2 separate regions of the Homo sapiens genome follow, and region 2 is linked to region 1. A link is a contact called in ENCODE Hi-C or POLR2A ChIA-PET data. All regions are on one chromosome and are shown on one strand. The core of a region is the stretch at or near the end of the contact, and the rest is flanking DNA. Distances in the headings are between cores, read along the strand shown. Region 1 has its middle 120 kb from the start of DIRC3-AS1. Region 2 overlaps DIRC3 (disrupted in renal carcinoma 3).

Region 1 (5,447 bases), core at 966-3,465:
TGAGACTCTGTCCTTCCCTCGTGGAACAATGAGAGCTCTCACCTTTTGGTTCTGATTCCATCCCAACCCTTCTCCCCAGGAGTCTTGCTTTTTCTGGAATTGATCTATTTATAACATTGCCTCAGTTTTTAGGTTCTTCTCAGTGTCAGCTATGTTGAGTCTGTTAAAGATATCTTGGCTATTTGACTTGGTTTTCATCAAGTTCCTTGGCTTCTACCTTTTAAATGACATTTTTTTTTCACATAATTGTTATTTTTCTGGGCTCTGGCCACTGATTTCTCCATATTCTCTATTTCTTGACTCTTTCATTAGCTTAACAGCATAACTTCCATCTTCACTCCCCCAGTTCTGTTTTCAGAGATCTACTTTTAATGGCTAAGCCCAGCCCAAATTGACAGTGTCCATCCTCTTTGCAAGCCTTGGGCCCTCCCTCACTACCCCCAGCACAGACTTCATCTTCTAGGACAGTCCCCAGTGCTACAGGGGAGGTGAGTTCAAGAGAAAGTGCCCCAGGATCTTCTTAGCATTATTTTCCCCACAGTGGGACTTTGAAGCTGCCTTTCTAGCCTGCCTTCCAGCTGTTAGCAAACACACACTTTTTAAAATTAGGAAATGAACATGATAGTTCTACTCCCAGCCAGGAGCTCATCTAGTATGCTCCAGGAAAAGGATGATTAATGGAGCTAAGGCTTTATGTCTAAGCCAGGGGATGGCAGCTTGTGGGGAATAACTGAGCCACACCAGCCCGCCACAGCCTCAGATCAGGTGAACTGCACATGGCGTTAGGCCCACTGGAGGCCCTTAAAGTTAGCCAGTGGCCTGGCAGAAAGTGCACACACAATAAGTGCCTGGTGGACACACATGGCCCAAAGGAACGGGGCAGTTTTTCAATTCTTCGGTTTATATAGAGAACCAACCTACACAACCTTGGCCTTCAGAATCTTGCCAGCAGTTAGAGTATCCAGACTGGCTGTCCAGACCACCTAAATTACATGGATAAAAGCAAAAGATTTCCTTCACTGAATACCACGTGGACTTGTTTCCAAGTCCTTTTTGGGTTTGAGGCCTTACTTGTAATCATCCCTCACAAGAGGGGGGAAAAATAAAAGAAAGAAAAATGTAGGGAATTTGAGTTCTACTTCACCAAGGGCTTAGGATGGAGAATAGGAAAGTTCTGCAGGATCTTGGCTGAGCAGTGGTTTTCTGCTTCTTTAAACGTCAAAATTAACCTGATTGAGTGAACTATTCAAAAAGCACATCCATCAATTTTTGTTTCATCTGAGGTTTGGAGTGCCAAGGACTTACAACATAAGGCCTCAGACCACTCTGGTTTAATGCCAGGGGATACTTAGGGGTTCCTGGGGATGGTAATTATGATCATAACCCTCTGCCTGCCAAACTCCTATGCACTACACCCAACCCAGATGCTACTCTTCCTGTGAGATCTTACCCAGATCCTCTCTGGTTCCTCTGTGGTCCTCTAACACTTGGTGTGGCTTCTTTGGCTTAACTGGACAAGTCACCACGTTAATTCATTTATTTTCCTTCATTAAAAAAATTGTTCACCCATGACCTCTGCAAAAATAAATAAATAAAATAGAAAGAAATGCGTAAAAACAAAACCTACCCTTTACTCTCTCCTCTCAGAAGAGAGAACCACCGTTTGTAATCAGCACAAGGAAAGTGGGAACACTAAAGAAATCACTATAAGATAGCAGCTGCCCTCAAAACTAAAACCAGTCACTTTAAAATACATGCTCCCGTGTGATCCCTGGATGAGGTTCTTTTCTCTTTAGTAAAACGGAGATTTTCAGGATTCAACCCGGAGAGGTAAAATCACTGAGCTTATAAATGAGGAAACTGGAATCAAAGACCTGAATTTTTGTCTTTTCCTTTTTCCCACCATGTTGTGTCCCAGTGTGCCCCAGCATCCTTAGAGACAAAGGCCTGGAGGAAGCACAAAGAGACTTCTATTTTCATCTTTTGGTTCTAGCAAGATGAGGATCAGCAGGCAGGCAGACACACTTGGGAATAATGGCTCTGCTCTCTCAACCGAGCCCCCGCCCCAGTGCCTTCATCCCCACTTTGGGGTGACCTCGGCAGAACAAGCTCTCTCTGTAATGATCACTTCGTCAGCAGGGGCTGTGTATTTAGTAGCAGGAAATATAAGCTTTTGTGGTCAGTGTGACGTCACCCCACCCACTAAACAGGCCTTTATAATTTGACCACAAAAAGGCTTGAAAGGGATAGACACATACACGCAGGGAAGGAGGCGATAGGACTGTCAACAGTTGTCTGTGTAGTGAAAGGAGCATTGTGTCTTCCAAATGTTTCCCGAAAGCCTGATGTTTGGTCTGCTGTAGACAAAACATCTGGATGATATATGGCGATTTCTCTTTGTATTTGAGTGCCCCAACTCATCTCCTTCCTTTCTCCTCTCTCTTTTCTACCTCTCGTTTTCTCTTTTCCTCATTCCCTTCATCCTCCTGCTTCCCTTTTTTCTCTTTTTACTCTGACTTAATCTAAAATAGACAAGTATATATTTTTAAATCATTGAGTTGTTTTCAAATGTTTTCACATGATGTGCATGTGAGCACACACATACACACACCAATTTTACTGTTATTTTCCTAGATACTTTACTGTTAGAGGGAGAGAAAAAGGAGAAGGGGTGACAGAGAGAGAGTAATTTTAAAAGACATAGCTAACATATCAATGTATCATTAAAAATTGCTTTCCATAAATGTCTTGGTTTTATAACTAATTCTGTAGAGGAGCAGAGCTAAATGGCCCAGTACCTTTTAGTGTCACATTGTGCAAGTTCAAGATAATATACTGCTGGATATTTCACTTTATCTTTTGTTTTCCTTTTTATTTTAAATGAAGAAAGGCACATGCTAGGCATTAATATGAACACTCCCATTAAGTACAAAGAGAAAAATAAAATAAAGATTGATTGACATGGACAAGTAAACAAAAAAAGCAGATAACCTGAAAAAGGAGGGTAGAGAGAAACTGAAAGAAATTGTCTATACGCTACCTCTGTATAAACTTTTTACTAGTTTTTCAGATCTTTGAGCCTAGGAGGGGAGAGAGAGAAAGAGAGAGAAAAGAGACAGAGAGAAAGAGAGAGAGAGAGAGAGAGAGAGAGAGAGCAAGAGAAAGAGAGATGAACATGAGAGGTGATGGCTGACGTGTCTGACCTCTGAATTAGGCTGCTGGAAAAATATGGCTTCCCCTGATTTGTGCCGCTGTGGAAAACCCCCTCCCAGGACTTCAAGCTTTCCTCTGAGGCACAGGCAGCAGGAAACACCTGCTTCACTTCTCCCCTGATGTTTTTTCCCCTTTTAGGGAGTCTGGGTCTCCTCCCCCTCCCTTTCTGCAGTGCACAAATGGACAAGCAGTTTTCCACATGCCCCAATCTTTCCTAAGAAAGGAAGTACGGAATCATCTATTAGCGACTGATGCACTTTGATGGCTTCCTTACCCCCACTTCCTTATTTTCTCTTCCAATTGACCTTTATTATAGCTTCCTCAACCCAGTTCCGCTTCCCAGCTCTTGTACTAATAATATTTTTCTCCAGAATAAATGAAGCATAAGAAGTCTATCCAAAAAAACTGAGAGGCAAGTGTACATACTGTTTGTCATGATTCCTTATTTTGGGTTTTGCCATTCGCCTCCCTGCAACAAAGGGGGAAGCAAATGCAATTCCAGTTTGGAAAGGCATGACAGACAGTTGCAGTATGCATCAGATCAAGATAGCAGCCTTCAAATATCCTCCCAGTGGAGAGGCACTGAGCTATTAGCAACTTTCTTTTTTTTCCTCCTTCTTTTTTTTTTTTTTTTTTTTTTGAGACAAAGACTCTCTCTGTTGCCCAGGCTGAAGTGCAGTGGCATGATCTTGGCTCACTGCGACCTCTGCCTCCCGGGTTCAAGAGATTCTCCTGCCTCAGCCTCAGGAGTAGCTGAGACTACAGGCGTGTACCACCACACCTGACTAATTTTTTGTATTTTTAGTAGAGACGGGGTTTCACCATGTTAGCTAGGATGGTCTCGATCTCCTGACCTGCCTCAGCCTCCCAAAGTGTTGGGATTACAGGCGTGAGCCACCTCGCCTGGCCTATTAGCAACTTTATACAGTAGCTCTCAATCAATACAAAAAAGAGCACCCAAGAAACCCTCCACACAACCATATGAAAAATGTTATAACAAATTTTAGTTAATTAAAATAATTTAGTTAATTAAAATAATTGTGAAGCCCAAGAAGTTTTCATCAGGCTTGCAAAGACCACTGAGGGTTGTTACATGTCTAGTTCCCTTTCTCTAAATAGAAGAACATCTATAGCACTGTTTGTAAAGCTATCTCCTCCCCAGAGCTTCCTTCCTCTGCTGGCTAGTAAAAAGAATCCTTGGGTGGAAAAAGCCGTAAGACAGAGAAGACAAAAATACGTAAAGTGTTATTTTTCATTCTCCACAGGATGGCCTCTATAATAGCAATTCCTGGTCAATTCAAAGTATATTTTGCTTTATGAGAAGAAGGAGGGTAGTATATTAGAAATAGCAGTGGTCAATAAATCTTAATGAGTCACTGAAGAAATCGGGGATATAACCAAGACACCTTGGTGAGTCACCTCCTTTCTCTAGACAGTTTAATAACTCATAAAATGGGAGGATTAAACTAGACAATCTCTGAGGTTACTTGTATCCATGTTTTGCAACATATATGAGAGGACGGAGCCAACTATATTATTTAAGTAGCTCCTAGAAACAAAGAAGAAAATGGGAGACACCCAAATAAGAAAAAATTACAGAAATTAAAAGAGGTAATTCATGAAAGAAATACTATATTACGTCAGTCAACTTACAAACAAATGTTCATCCTTGCTAGTGATCAAAGAAATACAAATTAAAACATAGGCTTTCGTGGTTACCTCATAGCCTGGCCAAAATGGAAAAGATGAACTTTCATAATTTTCCATCATAGCATTGTTTATAATAACAACACATGGGAAACAACACATATGTCTCATTATGGTATATCCATTTATTGGAATCCTACCACCTATTAAAAATGATATGAGTCTAGGGCCGGGTGCGGTGGCTCACGCCTGTAATCCTAACACTTTGAGAGGCTGAGGTGGGTGGATCACGATGTCAGGAGATCGAGACCATCCTGGCTAACACGGTGAAACCCCATCCCTATTAAAAATACAAAAAATTAGCCGGGCATGGTGGCATGCGCCTGTAGTCCCAGCTACTCAGGAGGCTGAGGGAGGAGAATCACTTGAACCCGGGAGGCGGAGGTTGCAGTGAGCCGAGATCATGCCACTGCACTCCAGCCTGGGCGACAGAGTGAGACTCTGTCAAAAAAAAAAAAAAAAAAAAAAAAAAGAAAAAAAAAGATATGAATCCAAATGCCTTAACAATGGAAATATGGCTACCATAT
Region 2 (5,447 bases), core at 913-3,412, 270 kb before region 1:
CAAATATTCTCAGGTTCCTTCCATATCTAGTTGGAAATGTTCACTATGCCTCCTTCTGATCTTGGGGTTCACCTCGGGAGTGGGGAGATTAGGACATGTAAGTCACATCTCTCTGCTGTATTTCTGTCTTTCTCTCCTGCTCACAGCCCCCTTGGGATACACAGATAGGTTCCCTTTCCGCTCTGGTCTTCAGAGTAGGGTGTGTGTACAACATTCCTTTATTTTCTTCCCACCTGGCAAGTGATTTGCCCGTCCCTATTTCCTGAGACATGAAGGCAAATAGGGTGCAAGGAATGAGAACTTGTTTTCACAGATAAGTGAACATGACCTTTGAAGTGGTTAGAAAAACACAGCAATCACACTAGCATACATAGACCCTTGAGGCTGGCTGGGAGCCCTGTACAAAAAATAAAAATAATAAATAATAAAGGCTGCTTTCTGGCTGAGAAGGGAAGGGAAGAGTGAGGATTGTCAACAGTATGGGGGTAACAACTCCACAGGTTCTGCAAGTTTTTCTCTCTGAAAAAGAGGACTCTTGACTTTTCCTGCTTTGCTTTTAATTTCAAAACAGCACACATACTTTCATCTCCCACAGGATGTTCCTAGGAGCAATAACGCCAGGGATGAATTTCTTCCCATCACATGAGCAGGATGGCACAATGAAGATGCCCCCGGGAAAGACCCTCCTATTTTTTTCTAATTCAGAAAAAGCAGAAGAATAATATGATACACATATCCCCTGCTCATATTTAAAATGTTCACTTTTTGTCACTTAGGCTTCAGATAGTATATCTCACAGTTAAAATTGAAAACCATTTTGTTCCTCCTCTCCATCCTAGTCTTGCTTCTTTCTCTCCAGCGATGACCACTGTCAGTAATTTGATATATACTATTCCGGTCCATGTTTTTATTAGCTCATTACAGATTTTATATATCAGATAATAGATGGTATTGCTTTGTAGTTGTAAAATTTTGGCTGAATAATACACTGCATGAATTGTTTTGCAATTTGTTTCCAGTAAACAATATGTTTTTGAACTGTATATTTTCTTGCATATAGATACAATCCCTTCCTTTTTTTTTTTTTTTTTTTTCCTGAGATGGAGCCTCGCTCTGTCGCCCAGGCTGGAGTGCAGTGGCATGATCTCAGCTCACTGCAACATCTGCCTCCCAGGTTCAAGCAATTCTCCTGCCTCAACCTCCTGAGTTGCTGGGACTACAGGCACACGTCACCATGCCAGGCTAATTTTTGTATTTTTAGTAGAGACGGGGTTTCACCATGTTGGCCAGGCTGGTCTTGAACTTCTGGCCTCAGGTGATCCTCCCGCCTTGGTGTCCCAGAGTGCCGGGATTACAGGTATGAGCCACCACAACTGGCCAGTCCCTTCATTTTAAACTGCATTTAAGTACTCAGTTTGTGAATACAAATATCTATTAATTCCTCACTAAAAAATATTCGTTTTTCAATCTTTTCTCCCAGGGTTTTATTTTTAATAATAGGAACAATTGGCTCTACCTAATACTTCAATTTCAGCCCAAAATTGGCCAGAAGACATCGTTGCCTTAGAGCAGCCTGTCTTCCAGTTGACACTGAACTGCTGTCGACCGGAAGATGGTTGAGAGTCCACATGTGCCCCCAAATAGTTGCAGACTGTGTGTGCAGGGCCTGATTCTGTTCTCTTCTCTGGAAAATGGGATCGTAACTGTTTCTATCTTCTTGGGCTGTATGAGGGATTGGTGGTGTGGAGCTTGTACCACAGTGTCAAGCAGACACCCCTGTTCATGCTAATACATACAGTATTTAATGCCTGGTATAGACCTAGACCCCTGACTCCCTGGCCAGTTGTTTTTCAAAGACACTCCCTGCCTGTGTTACCACTGTTGGTAAGACCATGTCTCAAAGAGTTAATCATCTGGAAGACAGAAATCTAACCACAAGAGGCAGAGGCAGTAGGCTGTAGAGTTAAGTGGCAGGCTCACAACCCCAAGTGCTGTCAGTACTCACAGCTTCTTCACGCCAGCAGCTGTCTGTACTCTGGATTGTTTTGAGCGTGTCTTTGCAGGGCTTGCTTGTGCCTGCCAAGTTCAGCTGCCTGCAGAAGCACAGCTCAGAGCCGTCCCTATAGGCCTAGTCCTTGCACAGGTCTGGCCAATCAGAGCTCTGTTACCAGGCAGAGCCTCTCTCTCCAGCTCTGGTCACTGTCAGCCTAGCTGTCCAGGCACCCTTCTGCAATTTTCGTTTGAATTGATTTTTTTAAAAGCACCTGATATACACTTTTCTTCTTATTCTTCTCCTTCTAGTCCTCTATTCAAGGCCCTACCACAGAGACACACAGGAACGGAACTCAGAATCACAAACAAAGAAACTTTGATCCAAGAAAGAAAATGATCTTTAAAAAGACCCTCGTTTCATGCTGGCCGATGCTGAGAAAATCTGCTCTGAAGGATATTTGGAGACACTGATTAAAAGGTAGTACCATCACCACATATTTAACTTCCCCCTCTTTTTCCTCTGCTTCTAGGAGTAGAGAAACCAACAAAACCAACCGGAGAGAGATGGTTTCAAACAATCTGTCCCCCACCCCACCACTATTCACACCTTTCACAAGGGCCCAGCCACAAAGCCAGTGCAACATGACATCAATCATCAGCAAAGTGGAGGTGACAGACCCTGCCTTTCCCCTCTTATGGCATATTTGCTCATCTTCTCTCTTCCCCACTCCTCTCTGATAAGAGAAAGGACGAAAGCAAGGCAAGCGCATTCCTGAGCGGGAGCTGCAAGCGCCCAGGCTCATGACTACTGAGGAGCACACTGGAAGGGGAGAAAAGGAGGGGGGAAGATTGAGGGACCAAGATGGCGGGATAAAATGCTGTGGATGGAAGGGCAAGTTCTCCTGGGGTAGGAAGTATGAGGGGTCAGGGAGTTTGGGATGCCAAAGAACAGGAGAAGATTGAAAGTTTAATAAGCAACCTTGACATATGCTATGGCACATCCTAAAATGTTAGAAGAGATGTGAGTACAGGTTGGAATACCGGTATACCCATGCTGTTTTGAATTCAGTAATGCTTTGATACTGAGACATGCCCCACAGCTTTCTAAGCATTACACTTACTTATACTGCATTTTTAAAGCAGTTTTATAAGAACATATGTAAGTAGATCAGTACCATTAAAATGGGGTTAATTTTTTTTCCAAGTCACAATGGTGTAGGGCAGGTTGTGGTGGGAGGATTAATTATCTAGAAATCTGGCTAAAGCTAATTATGAAACTGTTATTGCTAAGAGAAAGGGGGAATTAGGCAGAAAGCCAGTCTACCTTGCTTCAAATGGATTTTCTCTAGATATCTGATCCTCTCAGTCTCTTCCTTAACCTCTCCTTCTCTTCCCCCTTTCTAGATGGTTGTCCCAGTGGAGGGGGATTCTTCGTGTTACGTAGATAGGAAGCACGATGCAAAAGTGTTGAAGCAGGAGTGTAAAGAATAATTAAAACACCTGGTGAGTTCTAATTTTATTTTTGAAGAACATAGCTTCTAAACAAGTGTAAAATACAAGCCATGGCCCTAAAAGCCAGGGTCTAATGAGTTAAAAAATGTCGTGGTTCCCATATCTTAAAGTTTTGCAACTCCTCCCCCTACCCCAAACAAAAAGAATCCTTTTAGGAATGAATATTTCATGTGTTAAAGTGACATTTTTTATATTAGGATTTTTTAAAGGTTCCTAATAATCTTTTTCTTAGTCTAAATTCAGGCAAACTTAATACTTTTGATTTTAAAAAGTAAACAGCAGTAAGATCTCATTTTTAGAAAGTTATGCCTATCAGTATACATTGAGAGATCACAGGAACAATTCTTACGTAAAAGTAACAAGAGTGGTCTTAATGATGGAATACTGGAGTGATTTTTTAAACTTTTTTGTACTTTCCAGCTTGAATAATTTAAAAAACAAAACTATATATTGTTTTATACAGGTAGAACATAAATTTTTTTAAAGGAAAAGAGATTAGGCAATCAGTTGCTTGAGAAGTAATTGAATGCCAAATATTAGGTTGGTGCAAAAGTAATGGTGTTTTTTGCCATTGAAAGGAATGGCAAAAATCGCAAATTACTTTTGCACCAAACTAATACTTTTTCCTGTAGATTTCATGAGGTTTCCTCTGTGTGTGTGTGTGTGTATCTGTGGGGGTGTGTGAGAGAGAGAGAGATAGGGAGAGAGAGAGAAAGAGGGTAGCAGTGCCTCAGTACATCTATTCCCAGGAGACATTTTGTGATATCTGAGTTCTAAGGAATGAGGACCAGACAAAAGGGGCAAAAGCAGTAAGAGGAAAAATGGAGATCAGGAAAACTGGCCATGACTCAGCAAAAACACAGTGACATTTTCAGAAACCCAAAGCCTCAGACATTACAAAGTCGCCCACACCCCTTACTTCTGAAGAGAGTTGTCCTGGCCCTCCCCATTTCAGGTGGGCTCCAGCCTAGGCTGAGTAAGCATTGCGAGCGAGGAGTGAGGAGGCAGGTGGGTGGATTGTCCCTTAAGGTGCAAGGAGGAAACAAGTGCCCTGTCTGTGGCTGATTGAACTGGGGAGGACCAGAGACCGGAAGGTATTCTCAATAGCCAGTATTTCTCAGAAACAGCGGAAGTCTCCCAGACAAAGCAGACGGGTTGGCATCCCTTTCTTGAGAGTCAGTAAGAGGGAAAGGACTGAGGCAGGCCTAGCCAACATACCAGGGACAGTGGTGAAATTTCGAGAATCTGGAGGGTCTGCCAGCTGTGCTTCCCACAGCAGCTTTCAATGCCTGCCCCTGAAAAGCTGGCATATACCTGGCTGCCAAACCATAAAGGGACATACCTAGAGTGAAGGACCAACTGCCCTTAAATTCACTGCCTTGTGCCAGCTCCTAAGTTACTGTAGGGATCTGTGTGGGTCTGGCCCCTCTTCATGGGCCCTGGGACCCTTCAGAAATCTATTCTTGTGCTTGGCATCCCATCTTATCTTCTCCTTGCTCTGCTGTTAGGTGATGGGTGAACCTATCAACACCCTATCTCATGTCACCAAGTACTCAGATTCAAAATTGAAATCCAGTTCCTACTAGATCACTAGCCCTCCTCTTTTACTTCAATTTCTCATAGCCTACAAAGAAAAGAAGAAACAACACATACGAACAAAAGATCAATTAAAAAAAACAGAGGAGAGATTTCCTGGCATTGGGCTGGGGGCACAGCAGGAAATTCTAGCCACACAAACGATTCTCCATGGCCAGAGAGTTATGCATCATGACCCTTGGGTTGAGCAACCCTAATGCAATACCAGGGTGTTAAAGGGCTGGAACTCTCTTGCCCTCTGGTAGGTCAGTTCTTAGCTGTAATATAATTTTACAGATGAAAAATTCCAGAGAGCAGTGACTTGCTCTGTGTTACACAATGAGACATAAATACAACGTACAGCAGCC

What was found. A loop is a pair of places that touch in the nucleus more often than their neighbours do. ChIA-PET counts read pairs that join two places held with the same protein, here RNA polymerase II (POLR2A). Pooled maps may share reads with other maps.
Region 2: a map of dorsolateral prefrontal cortex shows a loop between it and region 1 (2.1-fold over the local background). The contact joins two enhancer-like sites. A Hi-C loop is called at or near these places in 2 of 168 maps with a recorded cell type or tissue (PC-3 and dorsolateral prefrontal cortex), 2 of 37 single-sample maps with no recorded cell type and 3 of 50 pooled maps. POLR2A ChIA-PET finds 5 or more read pairs at or near these places in 2 of 52 experiments (MCF 10A and PC-9).

What each region holds. Positions count from the first base shown.
Region 1 is chr2:217,159,484-217,164,930 of GRCh38, reverse strand. No RefSeq gene overlaps it. Among named protein-coding and RNA genes, the nearest start is that of DIRC3-AS1, 120 kb to the left of the region's middle. RefSeq lists an enhancer at 3,191-3,485. Within about 2 kb of position 2,215, at least 4 of the 41 ENCODE cell types and tissues checked have a DNase peak (open chromatin) inside an H3K27ac peak, as active enhancers do.
Region 2 is chr2:217,430,971-217,436,417 of GRCh38, reverse strand. DIRC3 (disrupted in renal carcinoma 3) reads left to right here. Exons shown (of 13, transcript NR_186301.1): 4 at 2,302-2,470; 5 at 3,397-3,495. Among named protein-coding and RNA genes, the nearest start is that of DIRC3-AS1, 150 kb to the right of the region's middle. Within about 2 kb of position 2,162, at least 14 of the 41 ENCODE cell types and tissues checked have a DNase peak (open chromatin) inside an H3K27ac peak, as active enhancers do.